2 separate regions of the Homo sapiens genome follow, and region 2 is linked to region 1. Evidence: chromatin contacts called from ENCODE Hi-C or POLR2A ChIA-PET data. All regions are on one chromosome and are shown on one strand. Each heading gives the region's core, a stretch centred on a gene start or an enhancer-like site at or near the end of the contact. The rest is flanking DNA. Distances are from core to core; before and after follow the strand shown.

Region 1 (3,330 bases), core at 244-2,743:
GCCTCGACCTTAACATGATTTTCACCATCACAGGGTCATACCTCAGCCTACCTGCTACTCAAACTCTAAGGGCTCTGGATGTGGTACCTCTGATTACATCCTCATTGTAAGGAGGGGTCTCCAAGACAGAATCATTTTACCTTTTGAGTTTCAATAAAGAAGACTTTTTTTTTTTTTTTTTTTTTTTTTGAGACAGAGGCTCACTCGCTCTTGCCCAGTCGGGAGCTCAATGGCACGATCTCGGCTCCTGCAACCTCCACCTCCTGGGTTCAAGTGATTCTCCTGTCTCAGCCTCCTGAGTAGCTGGGATTACAGGTGCGCGCCACCAGTCCCGGCTAATTTTTGTATTTTTAGTAGAGATGGGGTTTCACCATGTTGGTCATGCTGGTCTCGAACTCCTGACCTCATGATCTGCCCACCTCAGCCTCCCAGAGTGCTGGGATTACAGGCGTGAGCCACCACGCCAGGCTAAAGAAGCCCTCTTTGATAAGAACCAAGAACCCCCAACTTCTAGAGTAGCAGCCAGGCGGGATTCATCTGTCAGAATGGTTCAGAATGACAGCCTAGCGCCCATCTGGTTAGGGAGATGCAGAGGCTCGGAGACAGAGGGCACCTCCCCAGGGCTACACAGCTCCTCAGTAAGGGTGAAATCTGGGGTTTGGGGGTCACACTGCCTGTGCTCATTTTTTTTTTGTCTTAGTAAGCATCAGCATTCTGCTTTGTTGATAACAAAGACCAAAGTAAACATGTGAATATTACTGAACTCCACACAAATCAAATGTAAATGTTACCTTGACATTTCCAGGTAGCATTTTTAGCAAACTTTCACAGACTTACTCGGTTTTCTATTGGTTCATTTATTCATCGAATATATATTGAGTACCTACTGCAATGCTACACAGTGACAACGCAGGGGTTCTGTCCTCAAAGAATTGACCCAACTCCCGAAAAATGCTAAGGCTACGTGATTTTACCACAGAAAGACAGCGAGGGAGAGAAAAGCTTCGCGATAATCCCAGAGACAGCTACAGGGCCATCCCGCCTCTTTAATGATGAACACCACTAAAATATGGCAAAAGTCTAAAATTTTATCACTGCAGCTGTACAGACTTAAAGGTCACCCAGGTCTGTAAGCTGAGAAACAAACAGCAACGTGGAAAGATAGAGATCTCTGCTACTGTCAAGGGTGGGACCAGAACCCTGGGCTCCTAACTTAGCCAGGTGTGGGAGGGGGAGGTCAATTCTCACTGTTTGAGACCAGGGCAATGTTCACATACTGAGATGAACTTTAATATGAAAGTAGCTTGTCCATAATTAAGGTATGTAAATCTATCTGGCTTGTTATCTGAAGCATTCATAGAGCCCAAAGTAAAAAATAAGGTAGTATTCCTTCAGGGCTAAAACACTGGACTGTTTGTGTCTCCCAATTACTGTACCTTTGTTGAGAATCCATCCCAGGTTTTGCACTTTGCCATATGAGATGCGGGCTGCGGAGTAGAAGAATCCATTCCATCCACCTTAGATGACACTGACTCTTCCAGGGAACCTCTTCCAGCCATAGCCAGTGTGTTTGTGATCTTTCAGCATTTCCACCTCAGAAGGAAGCACTTATTTTCCACACCAGTCATAATGATGCCATGTCAAGTGCAACTGTGGGTGCTGAAAAACCTGGTCACAGAGAATTGCCTTTCCCCACTGCCTTAGAGAGATGGGCTCTCCCGATGCAAAGAAGACACATGCTCCCGACATGTCACTCCAAAATCTAAATCCCCTTCTACAAAGCCAGACCAGCCTTTTTTGAAGAGGAAAAAAAAATCACAATACTATATATGTTCAGGTGGCATTATGCTTTATTTTCCTGTGGCTTTTTAAACACTAGACTGCCATTTCTTGAATTTTTTCATGCCATGGAGCATATCACCATTTTTTTTTTTTTAAAGCATGTAGTTGATTTCACTGCTACCTCAAAACCAAACAGCAGCCGGGTAATGCCTCCGTGCTGCAGGGACTAATGCTGCGCGAGAGAGGAAGACTGCAGAGGAGAGTTCAGGAAAGGTGCCAGCCCTAGCTAACCCCCATTCATCACCCTCAGCAGCTGGCTTCGCTCCCTTAGTTCCAAGTTTATGAGATGCTTTGGCCACCGTCTCACGACTCCTCTGTCCCGGGTCATTTCTAGCTACCTATAAATCAAACATTCTCCTGGAGAATAGTATTTCCAAGTGTTGCTAGAGCTGATAAGCCTTATTTAAAGGAAACTTCTGGTAGCCAGTCAGCAGAGCCATCTGCTACACAGGCTGGCTTTCCAAATAACAGAACCTGACAGCCAGTAATCACGTTTGCAGTATCTTAGCAGAACCGCGTCTGCTGATGGTAGAAACTGGCCAACCACTGGTACTGCCCAGGCCTGAGCATGCCCACCCCGGGAGCCCACCAAGAGCCCCTCCGTGGGTACATCAAAGGCTATTTTCTGGTAGCCAGTTGACTGACAGATACATGTAAGAAGAAGCAATTACCAAGACAGTAACGTCTTATTAATACTTTTATATTTTTAGCATAAGACTCAAATTCTCATCTGAGAATGTCATGGTAGAATGGTTTCTAAGCTAAGATTTGCCATGATGCTCAGCTTCTAGGAACTGAAAATTCTGCACGCATCCCTTTGCCTGGGACACTCCAGCTGAACTCACTGGGGACCCTATTTCTCTCGTTTTAAAAGCTGAAGGTTAAACGTGGAACTGTAAAAGAGATGAGGACTTGACCCTTATCTGCTAGTGGAGGAAGGACAAGTATGGTCTGTCTGTAGGGCAGGAACATTGATCTGGCAGGAAAAAAGACCCCAGAAGGTCCTCTGAGCACCTGCATCCTTCCTGTGTTTTTCCTTAAGGACCAACGATAGCAATTCCTGCCAACAGAACACTGGCGATGTCTATTGTGTATGAACACACCACCACACAGACAGGCTAGAGTGCAGTGGCAAGATCATAGCTCACTACAGCCTTGAACTCCTGGGCTCAAGTGATCCTCCTGCCTCCTGAATAGCTGGGACCACAGGCACATGTCACCACCCCTGGCTAATTTTTAAATTTTTTTGTAGAGAGGAGGGTCTTGCCATGTTGCCCAGGCTGGTCTCGAACGCCTCACCTCAGATGATTCTCCCATCTTGGCCTCCTAAAGTGCTGGGATTACAGGCGTGAGCCACCATGCTTGGCTAACGTTTTTTTCATTTATGGTAAAGATGGGGGTCTCACTATATTGCACAGGTGGGTCTCCCTTGTTACGCCTGCACCTGGCTAAGGGTTGAGGTGGCATCACTCACACGTACTTTATCCT
Region 2 (3,072 bases), core at 19-2,518, 58 kb before region 1:
ATTTTCCTCTTAAAGAACGGTTTTGTTAAAATATCTGATGCCGTGAGGTTTCTTAGGAAAGCAACAGTTGTGTCAACAGCATGTGCTGTGCTGTTGTTGGGCTCTGTGAGTGAAGGGACACACATGAGCCTCTGTGCGCTGCCCTCAGGAGACAGTGACTCCCCACAGAAGCCAGCGGGCTTGTCCTCTTTAGGGCGCTCCCAGACCGGGTGTAAGTCCCAGCCCTGCATCACAGTTACTTATTCAGAAAGGTATTTTCTCTGGAACACAGGCTCCAATGCAGGCCCAGTATGGCTTTTGGTAAGCCCTGGATTTCTTGTCAAATTAATTATAACAATATGGGACAATACATTCTGAGTTCCATACAGCCAACTCAAAAACACACTTTGTCCTGCCAATTTCATCAATGCCAAAAACATGACTATCTCCTTATTCTGATTTTACGGCTTTTTTTCTTGCTCAAAATGAAACAGAACATGCTTCCCTTTTATTATTTTTTTGAACATCTAATAATAATGTTAGCATCCTTTACCTATTTTTAGACAATATCACCTGATCCTCACTGATGGCTTCCATGCCAGGGGTCAAGTTAGGGACTGTCACACACATAGGAAGACAAGAACAAAGGGGAATGGTATTTCCATGGTGAGTGATCAGGTTAATTCTGAAAATCATCAGTGAAGATGGCTGAACTGACTTCTGCTTTATCTATTAAACCAACATAGCAGCAGGCTCATCATCTCAACGTTTACAGATAATTCTCATTAAAAAATTATCATGTGTTTATAATCACTTGGTTGCAACTAACGGTCAAATTGAGGTTGAAAAATCTAAATGGCTAGATTTCACGACTAGTCAAATGTTACTGGAGTATTACAGGTGTTTTTTTTTTTTTTCCACTGGAACATTAAACAGCACCCAAGAACAGCTTTAGAAATAAACTCTAACATCTGGGATGCAGTGGTAGCTGACAACCTTTTTTTTTAAGTTATTTGACTTGGAAAGGGTTTTTGGAGCTGACAGCTTAAACACACTTCATGTGTCCCAGAAAATAAGACTGGGTGTTTACCACGTTTTGTTTCTAAGAAACTAAGTAAACATTCGTTAAAACATATTTAAGATACACGTGCTCCTGAGAACACATTTACTACCCCGATGACAGGAAACAATTCTAGGCAGTCCTGAAGGAGGGTGGCAAGGCTAACCCCGGGAACAAAGACTTGCAGGTGGCTGTACAGCCAGCTGGCCCTGGAGGCCAGAAGCCAGTGGCCAGTAGAACTCTCATCCAGCACACCGCGTCAGCAGCTTGGAACAAGCAACAGAAACCAAACACACAGTGGAAAATCCCAGAACCCTTCAGCCTCAGTGCAGCACAGCCTGACCCCCGACATGCTGGAAACGAGACGTCCTTTCTCCAGGAGGTGAAGCGGCTCATTCCTTCCTACAGAACCTCCAAGCCTTTAGCAAACTCTGATGTGAACCAAATAAACCAAACAGACAAGCGAAAGGCTTCTCTTGGAGAGATGTAAGAAATGAGGTGGGTCTGGTGTACTTTCCTGCTTCCCAGGCACAAAGCAAAAGTATGTTTGAGAATTTCCTATGACTTATGCTCAGAAACTCGACTTTCCTGAGTTAGGGAACTGTCGAGCCTAATCTCACCCACTGTTTCTCACTGGTCCTTACCTGGTAGTTATAATTACTCTTAGCACCTGGTATTTTCTCTTAAAGCTTTTCCTCATGAGCACTGGATGTTCAGGTTTCTTCAGTCTCCCTTATCTGTTTTGGACTCTTCTTTACATAGGGAACTCCCCCTCCCCCCACCACCGCAGGTACCTTTTCCATCTGGGAGGGCACTGACTTCCCCTGCCCTACGCTGGCAGGCTCCTGAGTGAAAGAGCTGCCTTGAGCTCCTTGACCATACTCTTCCAGCTACCTCAGCTATCATATTCTATCGGGAAAATGAATGAGGGAGGCTAATCTCCCAGTGACCAGTGTGTTCCGTCTCTGGGACAGAGCATGGGGGCAGCTGCTGCCTATGTGTGGCCCGAGCTGGGAAGATGGGAGAGCCTGGACATGGGGCTGGAGGGTCGCCCTTCTGGGAGGGAGGCAGGGCCGGCACAGCCTTTACCAGCCATCCCCATTACCAGGCTCCCGGCCAGGAGCTCGCTGGCTGTTGGCCTAGGCACATTCAGGGCTGCCTCAGCCTTGGAGCTAGCTTTCTGCCTAAAATTTTGAGTTGGTTAAGAATCAGTCAGAAACTCCAGATTCCATCACTGAAGGAAGGAGCCCCTGCTGAATTAAGCTCATGAAGACCCGGGAATGCCAGGGCCAACGCTCCCACATCATGCCTGGCTAAGGCCCTTCCCTGCAAATCCCTCTGTGTGGCGGCAGCAGGCTACGACACCACTGACCCTCGCAGGCAGCCGCTGGGCCTCAGTGGCAGGCAGGCCCCGGCCCTCCTTTTGCCACTTTCACACCTAGATGTGGGTTTCTTCCAGATCTGGGATAAAGGCGGCTCTCAGATGGCCCACCTTCCTCTCGGTACTTTCATTTTGCAGCTTGGAGTTGGTCTATGAACATTCTTAAGTCTCTGTCGATCGACCAACCAACCAACCAACCAACCAACCAACCAACCAACGATAAAAGCTCCCACTCAATCCATATACAGTTTAGTTTCATCTTGGGAAGCTTGTGGGGCCACCTTTCTGCCCTCCTCAGGTGTGCCACGATCTCAGCGTGGTGCTGGCTTTCAGCTTTTCTGGTCCTCAGGTCCTTCTGGCACACAAGCTAACCTGCACAGCTCGGGAGGGCCCATGGCCCAGGGTGCCTGTGATGCCATGGGTGACACAGAGAGAGTTGTCCTGGGGAACGGGTCTCAGAGCAATGACTCAGTTCTGCAACCTGAAAAGATCTCAGGAGGACGCCACACTCTCCCCACCTGCAGGGGGTGAAGTGTCTTGGGCAGGTCCACATTTCCTATCTAATGTCCACATAATACTGGACATCCTAGCTTTGTTTCCTTTGACTTTTTCTCTTTTGAAAGGAGAGTTAAAAGCTGAGTGGCATCATGTG

The links. A loop is a pair of places that touch in the nucleus more often than their neighbours do. ChIA-PET counts read pairs that join two places held with the same protein, here RNA polymerase II (POLR2A). Pooled maps may share reads with other maps.
Region 2: a pooled map shows a loop between it and region 1 (1.8-fold over the local background). The contact joins two enhancer-like sites. A Hi-C loop is called at or near these places in 9 of 168 maps with a recorded cell type or tissue (PC-9, dorsolateral prefrontal cortex, heart left ventricle and 4 more) and 4 of 50 pooled maps. POLR2A ChIA-PET finds 5 or more read pairs at or near these places in 5 of 52 experiments (Caco-2, HEK293, OCI-LY7 and 2 more).

Annotation. Positions count from the first base shown.
Region 1 is chr2:235,664,819-235,668,148 of GRCh38, reverse strand. The region is part of intron 1 of AGAP1 (ArfGAP with GTPase domain, ankyrin repeat and PH domain 1); the gene reads right to left. Among named protein-coding and RNA genes, the nearest start is that of TNRC17, 150 kb to the right of the region's middle. Within about 2 kb of position 1,493, at least 6 of the 41 ENCODE cell types and tissues checked have a DNase peak (open chromatin) inside an H3K27ac peak, as active enhancers do; they include dorsolateral prefrontal cortex, where a contact is called at or near this core.
Region 2 is chr2:235,723,332-235,726,403 of GRCh38, reverse strand. All of the region lies in intron 3 of AGAP1 (ArfGAP with GTPase domain, ankyrin repeat and PH domain 1), which reads right to left. Among named protein-coding and RNA genes, the nearest start is that of TNRC17, 210 kb to the right of the region's middle. RefSeq lists enhancers at 1,690-2,257, 2,258-2,825. Within about 2 kb of position 1,268, at least 12 of the 41 ENCODE cell types and tissues checked have a DNase peak (open chromatin) inside an H3K27ac peak, as active enhancers do; they include dorsolateral prefrontal cortex, where a contact is called at or near this core.